3 separate regions of the Homo sapiens genome follow, and regions 2 and 3 are each linked to region 1. Evidence: chromatin contacts called from ENCODE Hi-C or POLR2A ChIA-PET data. All regions are on one chromosome and are shown on one strand. Each heading gives the region's core, a stretch centred on a gene start or an enhancer-like site at or near the end of the contact. The rest is flanking DNA. Distances are from core to core; before and after follow the strand shown.

Evidence for each region. A loop is a pair of places that touch in the nucleus more often than their neighbours do. ChIA-PET counts read pairs that join two places held with the same protein, here RNA polymerase II (POLR2A). Pooled maps may share reads with other maps.
Region 2: a map of psoas muscle shows a loop between it and region 1 (3-fold over the local background). The contact joins two enhancer-like sites. A Hi-C loop is called at or near these places in 1 of 168 maps with a recorded cell type or tissue (psoas muscle), 6 of 37 single-sample maps with no recorded cell type and 14 of 50 pooled maps. POLR2A ChIA-PET finds 5 or more read pairs at or near these places in 3 of 52 experiments (MCF 10A, WTC11 and activated T-cell).
Region 3: a pooled map shows a loop between it and region 1 (3-fold over the local background). The contact joins two enhancer-like sites. A Hi-C loop is called at or near these places in 1 of 168 maps with a recorded cell type or tissue (GM12878) and 4 of 50 pooled maps. POLR2A ChIA-PET finds 5 or more read pairs at or near these places in 2 of 52 experiments (Panc1 and SK-N-SH).

Annotation. Positions count from the first base shown.
Region 1 is chr6:14,875,339-14,879,524 of GRCh38, forward strand. It overlaps LOC105374945 (a long non-coding RNA gene), which reads right to left. Exons shown (of 5, transcript XR_007059473.1): 3 at 1-932. Among named protein-coding and RNA genes, the nearest start is that of JARID2-DT, 370 kb to the right of the region's middle. RefSeq lists enhancers at 435-504, 525-584, 1,367-1,867, 1,648-1,837. Within about 2 kb of position 1,938, at least 13 of the 41 ENCODE cell types and tissues checked have a DNase peak (open chromatin) inside an H3K27ac peak, as active enhancers do.
Region 2 is chr6:14,637,475-14,641,722 of GRCh38, forward strand. All of the region lies in intron 2 of LOC101928354 (a long non-coding RNA gene), which reads right to left. Among named protein-coding and RNA genes, the nearest start is that of LINC01108, 350 kb to the left of the region's middle. RefSeq lists an enhancer at 2,232-3,215 and a silencer at 2,724-3,018. Within about 2 kb of position 1,882, at least 12 of the 41 ENCODE cell types and tissues checked have a DNase peak (open chromatin) inside an H3K27ac peak, as active enhancers do.
Region 3 is chr6:15,130,405-15,134,480 of GRCh38, forward strand. No RefSeq gene overlaps it. Among named protein-coding and RNA genes, the nearest start is that of JARID2-DT, 110 kb to the right of the region's middle. RefSeq lists an enhancer at 2,019-3,218. Within about 2 kb of position 2,572, at least 5 of the 41 ENCODE cell types and tissues checked have a DNase peak (open chromatin) inside an H3K27ac peak, as active enhancers do.

The DNA of each region.
Region 1 (4,186 bases), core at 688-3,187:
GTGCTGGGAAGACAGATGTAAGCCTCCACACCCGGCTCACCTGCCCTCTTAAGCATGCATTTCTGAAGTTTGCAATTCTACCTCTGCGTCATTCCATCTGTTTGAGGCACTTTCTTTGAGTGGGGGCTGTAGAGGATGGGGAAAGAAGACTCAGGGACCATACCCAGGGATGGTAGTCTTAGCTCTTTGGAAATCGCCAGAGCTGATTTGCTGACTTGCACAATCCAAAGAGAAGCGTTTGATGATTTGTATCCCCATCTCCTCTGACATGACTATGGGAAGTTACATAAAGACTTCTGAGATGACGGTGCTACCAATGTTTTCCACAAAAGCACTGGGTTTGGCCATAGTTATGCTGATAAAAAGGCTGAGACATGGAGAAATATCACCACTGTACAAAAGGTCATTTTATCCTTGACGTCCCCAGGCTTCCCAGTGAGAAAGAACAGCAGTAATCATTCATATTGAGTCTCGTTTTTACTCAGCTACATCTTACCAGGCCTTCTTGAAACTGACGTGGACTCTCAGCATGGAAAGTTCCAGACTTAGGGTTTGTTTTCAAAAGAAACCAGATCTGCAGGCTAAGTAATGAAGTGTTAGGCCACAAAATACATTACCTCCCAGGAAAGCCCCTTAAACTCAGGCAAAATTCTCTCTTTATTTACTCACAGTATTTCACCAGAACTTGAAATTGTTAAAAAGTCTCTAACCAATGACACCACAGGAATGGCCCTTGGACAAGTTCTTGGTCAACCTCTGACAAACAACAGGGTGGACAGAAAAGAAAAAAAATGCACAAACCTATTTGCCAGGCCAGGTGAATGATGAGGTTTTTGTTGTTGTTGTTTCCATGTATTTGGCAGATGGTTACACCGTCATTTCTCTTCCTTTTAAAAGCTAATTCCAAATTTTCCTCTCTAGCATCCTATCACCTGAGGAAGCATGAAGACTTCAGGTGGGGGAGGAATTCAGCACCGATCGATTTTCCTTTCCAATTGGTTTTTTTAATGCAATTGATAATAACCAAAGACTTAAAAAGCCAAAAAGAAACTAATTTCAAAATGATCTCATCTTTCCACCTTGAAGACATATCACTTAATTGGAGACTCTCAAACAGAACCACACATCTGTTAACATTCCTGCATTTCCTCTATTGATTACCACAGGTCATTCCATTAATAGGAAATGGGCGAGCCAGGATATCACACTTTAATTTTTATATCATAATAGCTTGAGGATTAAGAGGAGGCCCATTTAGGAAAGGAATCACCCCAGGAAGGGGCAATTAGGAAAAGAGCAAAAAAGAGTTATCTTGCTGACCTTATCTCTATTAATTATGGAAAGTTCTCTCTCTCTCTCTCTCTCTTCAATTTTTATTTTTCTTTTTTTATGGAGATGGGATCTTGCTATGTTGCTCAGCTGGTCTTGAACTCCTGGGCTCAAGCAGTCCTCCTGCCTCAGCCTCCCAAAGTGCTGAGATTATAGGCATGAGCCACCGCACCCAGCTTCTTTCTCTGTCTCCCCCAGTCTCTCTCTCTCTCTCTCTCTCTCTCCCCTCTCAAGAGCTAATAAAACTAGTAAACAGAAAAGCCAAAGAAACTTAGGCTGCTCATGAATATTCATCTGAGGAAGGCTTCTGTCAATAAGGTGCATGGTGGGAGCTGGATTCTTCCCCTCTTCACCTAGGTTGACCAAGGGGGACATGAAGGAGCCCGTGCAAGCTCAGCCTGGGCACCCACCCATGGAAGGACAGCAGCCTCCAGGGCAAGGTCAAGCAGGAGAGGCCCCAGTCAGATTTCGATATTGAGAAGTACAACCATTTTGTGCTGTTTAAAAATACGGATGTGTAAAACCAGAGCGTAGTCATTCTTTGACATGCTGTGTGATTTTCCTACACAAATCAGAGCTTTAAAAGCCTTGGAGGGGATAAATGGAATCACAGGGCGAGTACAACAGGATACGGTGAGTCATTTCAACTTCCTGCTAAACATGAACCCTACAAAAGCTTGATGTGTCTCAGATTTTTTGCTGGGGGTTTTCCTCCTCGATTCAACCTCGGGTTTCTATGGCTTGCTCCTTCCTTCTTTTTATTTCTTTCTATGCATCACATTTGTCCTAGATCCTTCTCGGTCTATAAATAACATCATTGTGTCATGCTGGACACTGGGTTTTAAATGTCAGCATCCTGTGCGCAGCCTTACCCCATGAGATAATATGGTTTTTCTAACTGCATTCCTACAGCACTGAACTAACTGAGGTGTTCAGCTGCTAAAAATTTTCTTAAATGGTGACATTTTCATAACCCCAGGGTTAGGGGATGGGATTAAGTTAATGGATAGAATTTTCTAGAATTTTCTCAATGTTAGGCTTTTCTCCAGTAGACTTTTTTTTTTTTAGGTTTGTAGTTCTTGTGACTTCTTAAACAATGAACAAAAAGAAAAATGAAAAAGGAATGAATGTTTCTCTTGACGCAAAGAGGCAAGAATAGGATTTTTTATATTTCTGAATTAAATTTATTCTGCTTCTGATCCCCACCTGCCTAGCTGGTAGGAAATTCAGTCTCAGTCATTATTGAGGCTTCCTTCCCCCGCCGTGGCATTGTGAGTGCTATGTGGTACCAGGACTTGAATATGTGAGGAGGGAAGGAATGTACCAGGAGGTTGAGCTGTGGGGGCTGCCACTGTGGCCAACAGTCCCTCTCTCTCTGCTTCTGTTGAGCACTGGTTGCCTGGCAAGATCAGCACATCCTACTCTGAAAGAATTCAGGGAGCCCCCATGTAGCCACTGTGTCCACAGATACACCCATGGGACCCCCACCCTAACCCTACAGGCAACCTGCCACAATCCTCAGGAGGCACTTGGCACAAGAGGGACTGTCTGGGAGGAAAAACTTTTCCTCTACCCTCTTAGGTGCGGTGATTGGGGATGTGCAAACTAAACTGGCAAAAGATAGATGAGGACGAGAAAAAAAACAGATTATAATTGTATATGTACACACTGGAATTCACAAAGACTCAAGGAGTCTCAAGGAGGTGGTTAGAATTCAGGGCTTATATGCTACCCTATTAGGGGAAGGGGAGGGGCAGAGGGGCACTTCTGGGAAAACAAATGACTACTTAGAAATGGAGAAGAAATGGCACTTAGGGAAAACAAATGACTTTTTAGAAAGACAAATGTGCCCATAGGAGAATAAAAGGGAAAAATGATCTTTTTGTAACAATATCTGTTTGACTGTGGTACCAATTTCTCATTTCCAAGAAGAGAAGATTAGAATTGCTTCCAAGGAGGGGATTTATAAAAACTGAGTTCTTTTGGGAGGCTCTGCTTTTAGGCAGATAAGAGATTTCATGAACTCAAATGCCTTCAGCTCAAAATAATTTTTTTATGCCACCTTGGCTTATTCTAGACCCCTTCAGGGCCCAGGACCTCCCATGTTTAGAGATCCCAAAGCCAGTCCTGCTCTTAATTTCATGGACTCCCCCACTCCTTACCCACCAACCCAATTCAATTTCTCAACTGTGAACATTTTCTTTCATCCCTTTCCTTTCCCAGAAGGCCCAGTGTAATCCTACTCAAAGGGCCTTTACAACAAATATCAGGTGGAGTTGTCTTCTGGGTACCAACAAGTCATGCTTTGGTCTTATAAGACAAGACTCAGTTTCTCAGGAATGAGGAAGGTGAAAATACAACAGGGAGAACAAAAACACATATCTCAATAAACTGCCTGTCAAAAATATCAATGGAATGACTTAAAAACATGACTGTACTTTGGATATATGTATTTTTCTATTGTAATGTTTCATTGCATGCCCGCACATAACTTTCAGTCTCAATCATTGTTGGGGCTTCTTTCCCACCTCCATGGCATTGTCAGAATTGCTGGTATAATTATTTTACATTTATGGCCAGACACGGTGGCTCACACCTGTAATCCCAGCACTTTGGGAGGCCAAGGTGGGCGGCTCACCTGAGGTCAGGAGTTTGAGACCAGCCCGGCCAACATGGTGAAACCCCATCTCTACTAAAAGTACAAAAATTAGCCGGGCATGGTGATGCATGTCTGTAATCCCAGCTACTCAGGAGGCTGAGGCAGGAGAATCAGGAGGCAGAGGTTACAGTGAGCCAAGATCATGCCACTGCACTCCAGCCTGGGCAAGAGAGTGAGACTCTGTCTCAAAAAAAAAAA
Region 2 (4,248 bases), core at 632-3,131, 240 kb before region 1:
GGATCAATTCACTTCAACATGCTCATTGCTCCATTTCATTTCCTACACCTTGGCCTTGCACACTCTTGCCATGCAAGGGCCGACTCCCAATAGGGAGTTGATTGTTTTGTTTAGGAATTCCAGAGCACCAATCAGATGGGGGGTCCTCATTCTACTCCAGCACACACACTCCACAAATATCTCTCTCCTCTCTCTTATTTTTCATTTTTAACCATTTAAATTCATGTTTATTTTTATGTATTGCTAATGTATGACATAGAGTTCCAGAGGGACTGTCAACTTCCTAAAAAGAATACACCTTCATTAACTCTCTCTACAAAGATGTACCATGTGCCTACTATGCCAGCAGGTGTCTGTACAGAAACAAAAAGGCACAATTACCACCCTAAGGAACCTCCTGTAGGATTCAATGCGGAGGCCACCTCCTCCAGGATGCCCTCCCTAGTACCTGGGTCAGAGTCCTGTGGCATTGGGTATTGGAGTCCATGATTCACCTTCCCTGCAGTGTGATTGTTGGTTTACTTAGGAGGCCCTCATTGCTTCCTTCCCATCCAGTGGGAGACATTCAAATAGGATGCAACTCACAGCTCCCTTAGCCAGAATTGCAGTAATGATGATAATGGTAATGATGTTAATAATCCTATCCATGAAAAACAGGTAACTCCTTTTTAAAGAAGGATTTCTTGCTTATCACCTTCGGTCCTGAATCCCTGGATATACCTGGGTGCAGGCTTCTTGGGGCTCAACACATGTCTGGGAGGATGCCAAGATGGCAGAATGATGTCAGTTTCTCACGGGGTGCTGCTCCCTTAGATCTGTACCATGCTGCCTAATATACGTCAGTTGCATTGAAATGAAAAATGAATAGGAAGTAGATCTTGCTGCTAAAACATATGCATCAGAAAATCATTATGAGTATTAAATTACTGCAATAAAATGAACCAGAACTAATCTTGCAAATTAAGATCCAATAAATTTTTTTTCATGGCCACACCTTTTCTTAAAAAAAAAAAAAAAAGAAAGCAAAAGAAGATTTAGCTTAATAGTATTAAAATTGACTGTAAGGATTTTGAGCGTGACATGGAAAGAGTCGATCAAGAAATTTCCATATGACAAATAGATTTGCATTTTTGGAGGGTGGGGTTGGAGGTTGTCAGGAAGATGTTGAGAATACTGCCCCTGTGCCAATTGGTAAAATGATCAGTTTTTAAGCTGACATACCTATGTATTTTACATGTAAAATTTATGTATACATATTCCCCTTCCTCTTTTCTGCTCCCCACAAATCCCCCAACTTCCCACTCCTTAGATAAGGTTCTGCTGACACAAGAAACTAGTAAATTTCTAAATTTCTGACAACCTCGTATTTTTAGAAGAGATGCTGCTGTCGTTCAAATTAAATCTGAAGCTGTAAATAAACCTTTAGAGCTTTGCCTGTTCACTGGAATAACAGGATATCTCCCTCCACCCTCCAGCAGGAGAGAGACTGTAATTAGCTCATTGTCCGTGAATAGGCACAAAAGAGGCGGTGCTCCCCATACTGGCTCCCTTTCAACAGCAGATCTTGGGGCAGATGTTAATTCATTAAGTGAGTAACTTCCACCATCTCCCAGGAACACCAGGGAGCCCGACTCCCCGTTCCAAAAGGGACACTGAGGAACAACATGAAATACTCTGGCCAAGGACTCACAGAAAGGGTACTCGGAGAAGAAAAAAAACCACCACCAGGATTCACCTCCCTGCTGCAGCCTGCTTCCTGGCGCTGGTTTTGGCAGCCCATCCCGGGGCTGCTCTGTGACACCCGGGGAACCAAACTATTTATAGCCACGCAGTCATTATAAACAAAGCTGTTTATAACATCGAACCTTGGCCCTGCATGAGTTAAAACTCTAGACTGGCAGCTATAAATAACTCTGTTATGCGCTCGAGTGTGACTATTGACTGATACTTCCTCAAATTGTGACAAATAATGACAAGTTTGTTTGACAAACATCCCACTGACATTCATCTGATTTTGAATAAGTGGTGCTGCTTTCTTAATTTGGTCCCTGAGGCCCAGGACTTCAGGAACTTTCTTTATTCTTTCTCTCTCTCACCTCCCGCATCAGGAAACTGTCCTGTGTGTAGTTGTTTTTTCCCCTAATCAACTGGAAGGGATTTGGGGCCATCTAAGGGGAAGCTTATTAAATCCACTGTTTCTCTCTTGGGATAATTCTGCTGTAGGGGCTTTGCAAGGGTCTGGGGAGTTTTGTTAATGACAGAAGGAGGGAGGGGTAGAAAAATGTGGGCCAGGCTGTGGTGGTAGGTAACACAAGGTGGAAAGGGGAAAGCAGAATTTAACATCAGACTGACTGGAATGTCAGTGTTTAAGGGGGACCAGAAATGTAGAAATTTGAGAAGTAGTTCACACTGAATCGATGAAAGACAAGATTCTGGATGGAGGGATTTACCCCCCAGGGCTTCTGGTCTGAGAGATCTTGTAGATCCAAGATTGGGGTCCCCAAGGCTCGGGTTCTCTTTCGAGGCCAGCTGATATTAACATACGTCATGAGTGACGTGAGATTCTAGAGCTCTCAGGGACCTATGAAATGGTCTGTTACTCGGTCATTTCACAGGTCAAAAAGCTGAGGCCACAGGGGCTCCCAGGACTCTTTAGAGCAGAGCTAGACTAGAACTCAGCTGTCTGGACTCCTGGCTAGAAGCTTTATCTTTCATCAGGAAATTAATTAACATGTGAAAAGCATGTGGAATTGTCCCTGGCCTGTGTTGACTGTTTTACAGGAGCACACCATTCACACCATCCAGGTTGCACATCTTTTCTGTCTCTATTAACTCTATTTGCACGGTCTCACACAGCGCCCACCGTCTCCAATCCCTCCTATGCAGAGCTTTCGCAGCAATCTTGCGAATATGCAAAACTGCTGCTCACTGGTCAGCCCACTCCCAGACCAAGCTGGGAGCGCAGTAAGAAGACCTGACTCAGGATCCTGCAAAGGCAGAGGTGGCACCTGAGAGCAAGTCTCCTTAAGTTTTGTGCCCTAGGCCCCTCACGTGACTCACCCTAGTCCCACCCACACTTACCCAAATAAACATCTCCCAACTGGTTTGCATGTCTGCAAAAATTACTGCAGACATCTCACCCTTGCTGACAAAGTCCTCAATCCCTGGTCCCTCCCACTTCTCCTGCCCAAATCTATGCTTTACCCCAAAGTGTACTCTTCACTCCTTCCCAGAACACACAGCCTCGGATGTTTCCCATTCCCTTTGATAAGAATGCCCCCTTTACATGACAAAACCCTGACCATCTTTCCTGACCCATTGCAGATGCCCAAGGAAGCCCTTGTTGACTGATCTGGCAGCTGTGATGTGCTTTCCTTGGAAGCCCCATCACCCTTATTTATATGTCTCTTTCAGCGCTGGCCTGTCTTAATCCTGCCTTACAGTTATTTGTGAATGTGCTTATGTTTAATCCTCTTTTCTAGTGGTAAGAGGGAGATCTTTCTTAATCATTTTGGTATCTTCTAGCACAGTGTATACCTAGAAAAGGGTGAATGAAGTCTTTTAAATCTACTTCCTAAAAGTGCAAGCAAAAACACAGAATGAAACAAACCGGAAAATCTTCAAAAGTAATAAAGGACCGTATCAACTAAGAAAGATTTGGCCAATGTGTAAATAGGTAGCAAAACCTAAAATGGCCCAGCCAGATAAGTGCATGCGTCCTTAGAACCAGCAACTGACACAGAAACTGGCAAACTAGTAAGACAACTGGAAAGAAAGAAGCCAAATAACTGGCAATTAAACAAGCTGGAGGATCACAGGGGCAAGTGTCTAACCCACTGCCAGTCAGCCAGCCAACAAACGTTTATTTAGAGCCTGCAAGCACATGGCACAGAGCTGCCTGTTAAAGAAGAGATGTTTTCCTGGCCTTCGGGAATTGACAATCAGCTCCACTTTCTACAATTTCCCTGCCATTTCAGCTTTTACTAAGACCTGTGGAACTCCAAGTCTCTTGTTGGTTCCCAAATTCTTAACAATGAGCGAATTTGCCAGGCTTTGCCCAGCCTCCCCAGAGAGTCCATATCCGTTTGTGTGTGTGTGTGTGTGCGTATGTGTGTGTGTGTATATCAGCCCTGGCTTATCAGCCCCCTGTGACCTGTCAGGGCTCTTGGCCCTTCGATGGCCTTGCGACACTCCATGGACTCATGACAGAACTCACTACATCAGAACTAACCCATCCCGGAGAAGAAG
Region 3 (4,076 bases), core at 1,322-3,821, 260 kb after region 1:
AAATCAGGTCGGGCTTGGTGGCTCATGCCTGTAATCCCATCACTTTGGGAGGCTGTGGCGGGCAGATCACTTGAGGTCAGAAGTTCGAGACCAGCCTGGCCAACATGGTAAAACCCCATCTCTACTAAAAATACAAAAATTAGCCGGGTGTGGTGATGAATGCTTGTAATTCCAGCTACTTGAGAGGCTGAGGATAGAGAATCGCTTGAACCCAGGAGGCAGAGGTTGCAGCGAGCTGAGATGGCACCACTACAGTCCAGCCTGGACAACAGAGTGAGACTCCTTCTCAAAAAAAAAAAAAAGGAAAAATAGCTAAGTCAGTAGATAGAAGAAATAAGACCTAGTGTTTGATAAATTAGTAGAGTGGCTACAATAAACAATAATCTATTGTATATTTTTAAATAGCTAGCAGAGAATACTTCAAATGTGCCCAGTATAAAGAAAAGAAAAATGTATGAGGTGATAGGTATTCCAATTACTCTAATTTGATTATTACACATTATATAAATGTATCAAAACATCACACGTACCCCACAAATATGTACATCTATTAAGCATCGGTAAGAAACAATGGCTGGAGGCCGGGCTCAGTGGCTAATGCCTGTAATCCCAGCACTTTGGGAGGCCGAGGCGGGCAGATCACCTGAGGTCAGGAGTTCAAGACCAGTCTGGTCAACATGGTGAAACCCCATCTCTACTAAAAATACAAAAATTAGGTGAGCGTACTGGTGTGTGCCTGTAGTCCCAGCTACTCGGGAGGCTGAGGCAGGAGCATTGCTTGAACCCAGGAGGCGAAGGTTGCAGTAAGCTGAGATCACGCCATTGCACTCCAGCCTGGGCAACAGAGCAAGACTCCATCTCAAAAAAAAAAAAAAAATGGCTGGGTGTGATGGCTCACAGCTCATGTCTCTACTCCCAGGACTTTGGGAGGCCGAGGTAGGAGGATCACTTGAGCCTAGGAGTTTGAGACCAGCCTGGGCAACATAGTGAGACCGCCATCTCTTAAAAAAAAAATAGCTGAGTCAGATCTTGATTTTTTTATCTAAGCCAATTAAAGTGATCATGACAGGATGGTGATAGACATAGTGAGTAGTCTGTGAGAAGGAAATCATATTTTTGAAGGGATGGCTAATGCTTTAGGTTCAAATTCAGTGTTTAGTGGAAAAATTTTCAAAAAAAGAGAAACCCAAGTCATCTTAACACAGTCTCTCTGTCTCTGTCTCTCTCTCTTTCTTTCTGTGTCTTTCTCTCTGTCTCACTCTCTCTCTCACACACACACACACACACACACACACACAGACACGGAGCTTTCAGGCATCCTTGAAGTCGATAAAATTGTGACCCTAATACATTAAGAAAAATGCCCTAAACCAGCCAAGAGTGAAAATAAACATGACTGAGCAATAAATTATGATCTCCTTCACTCTCCTTCTACCTCCCACATACTTGCGTTTTGCATGGGGAAAAATACAGTCCATATGGAGGCTTTGGCGTGATCAGGACCCACCTCCCGCCCTCTGCACACATGCACGCCCTCCCCCAGGTGACTCCAGGCCCGTGCATCCAGGGGCACTGCATAAACATTAGCTGATGCAGATGGAATGAGCAGATGTCTGCAGTCCCCCCACCCCAGGCTGTGAGGGACAGCCAGTGAGGGTGAAGAGGAGGCGTAGAGGGAAACAGATGCCCTGGTTTCCAGCCCATTTTCCTGGTCCTTAAGTGGCAGTGGTAATGGTGGGAAGAAGCGCTCATTCTGACATTTGATGAACCCCCGCCTCCTTGTGCCTTTTTCTATACCATAGCCCTCAGATCTAGGCAAAATATTGGAGCCAAAGCAGATTGGGGTTCTAATCCTATCCATCCACACGACTAACAAGAAAGCCAGGGCCCAGAGCCTTCAAAAGACTTGACCAACCTCATATACTAGCCTATTGCAGAACCAAAAACAGATTCTAAGTCTTCTCCCTTCTAGACCAGTTCTGCTTTTTCGCATTCTCCTGCTCCCATTGTATGACCCAAGATTAATTATCCAACTTCTCATTAAACAGTATGTGCCAGGCATTGTGGTGGGCATTGGAAACAGTAAGATTCTCCGATAGTGATAATAAAATATTTCTCTGAAGATGCAAAAAAAAAAAAAATTATTCTGAGAGATTGTTGCCAGTTAACATCAAACACCTACTACGTGCCAAGTTCAGTACTATGTGCCAGAAAAGAATAAAATGGATAAGACACTCTTCCTCCTCTCCTTGGGATTCTCCTGGTTTAGACTAGATTCTACTGAGATGGATAAACAGAGAGGAGACTCAGACCATGAATGAACATGGAATAAACACAGATAACAAATAGACATGATTAAATATTTAGATTATGTATTGGCCAGGGGTTAAGTGGATTAATGGAGTGATGAGTTGGGCAGAGTTATGGGATTTCCATGTTTAGACAGAGTGGATTAGGTCGTCTAGTGTATGGAAATGCAAATCGAAACTGCTATAATCAGCATTAACACCCTGTATTCATCTCTAGAGGTGCCTTTCTGTCAAAGGGCGGAAGGAGCAGGACAGACAATGTCTCACCATCTTTATGACATCCTAGTGAGTCAGAGAACCAACACTGTAATTCCCAGGCTCCTGGGGAGGAATCAGATCCAGGGCAGGGAGTGGGAAAGTCAAGAGCCTCTCAAATCTAGTCCTGGCTCCTGTTCACCTCCAGTCCAAATGCCTCCCTGGAACACTTAGGCAATCCAAACAGGCACCAACATGATGATTCATTGTACTACAGCCCTTTTGATCTTTTCCTCAAAGGAAGAGACATTGTGAGTTACCTTGTAATTATTTCTCAAGTCCTTGAAACATGTCTGGGATTCTGTATAGAGCATAAGTTTCTTAAGGGCAGGGACCCATTTTGAATGACCCTAGTCACTTTGCAGCATAACCAGGAAGCCCTGAAGATGCGGCAGCTGTTCTCTACTTTCTTGCTGAATGAGCAAATGCTCTAAAGAGAAGTAACAGAAGAAAAAGATGGTTGTGCCATTGACCAGATGCCGTTCTCGTTGCCCATTCATTTCCTGCCCGCCCTGCACACATCCTGCCCCTAGGAAGCCTGCTCCTGAAACAAGTCTCTACCCGGTCAGTGATTCATTGAGATGTCCCTGAAATCACTTGCTTGACTCCATGTCAACAGAAAGAAAAAGGGGCTATTCATGAATAAGAGTGAGAAGCACCTGAAGGTCTTGCTACTTTGTTTTTATGGAGAGGATTCCATAATCATATTTTCATGGGCATCCCACAGTGTTGCTTGCGAAAAATAAGAGCTTAGGCCTAAGCTCTTGGTTTTGGCTCCAAACGTGAGCTTACTCCCTCCATAACGTTCCTCCCAAACCTGACCCCCATTCACTAGCCAGATAAATGGGAAAGCAAAGTGCTGTGCATGTTTTTTTTTTTTTTTTTTTAATTATTAACCTTTTGTTTCTTCATAGCATCCTGTTGCTTGTGTGCTTTTTGGTTTGGTGGGGGGTTTCAGACAGGGTCTCACTCTGTTGCCCAGGCTGGAGTGCAGTGGTGCGATCTCCACTCACTGCAGCCTTGACCTCTAGGGCTCAAGCAATGCTCCCACCTCAGCCTCCCACATGCCACCATGCCCAGCTAATTTTTTTCTCTTTTTTTTTAGTTTTTTATAAAGACGGGGTCTCCCTATATTGCCCAGGCTGGTCTGAATTTCCTGGGCTCAAGTGATCCTCCTGCCTCGGCCTCCCAAAGTGCTGAGATTACAGGCGTGAGCCACCATGCTCAGCCCATGTTACTTCTTCATAGCATCATCGGACGTCTTGTCTGTCATCTAGGCCTCTATCATGGATGAATGCTAATTTACAAAGCAGTTCTAGGAGTGATAAAATCTGGGCATGGTGGAGTGCGGGGTAGACAGTGGAGAGCGCTGGGTGTGACTCCAGATCCTGATGCTGCATTAGACACATGACAATCTGCATATGTTAAATAGCCTAAATTATCCATTCTACGAGGTATTCACATCTCAGAGCATGACGTAACACTCTCCTAATGCGATGGATCCTCACCTGG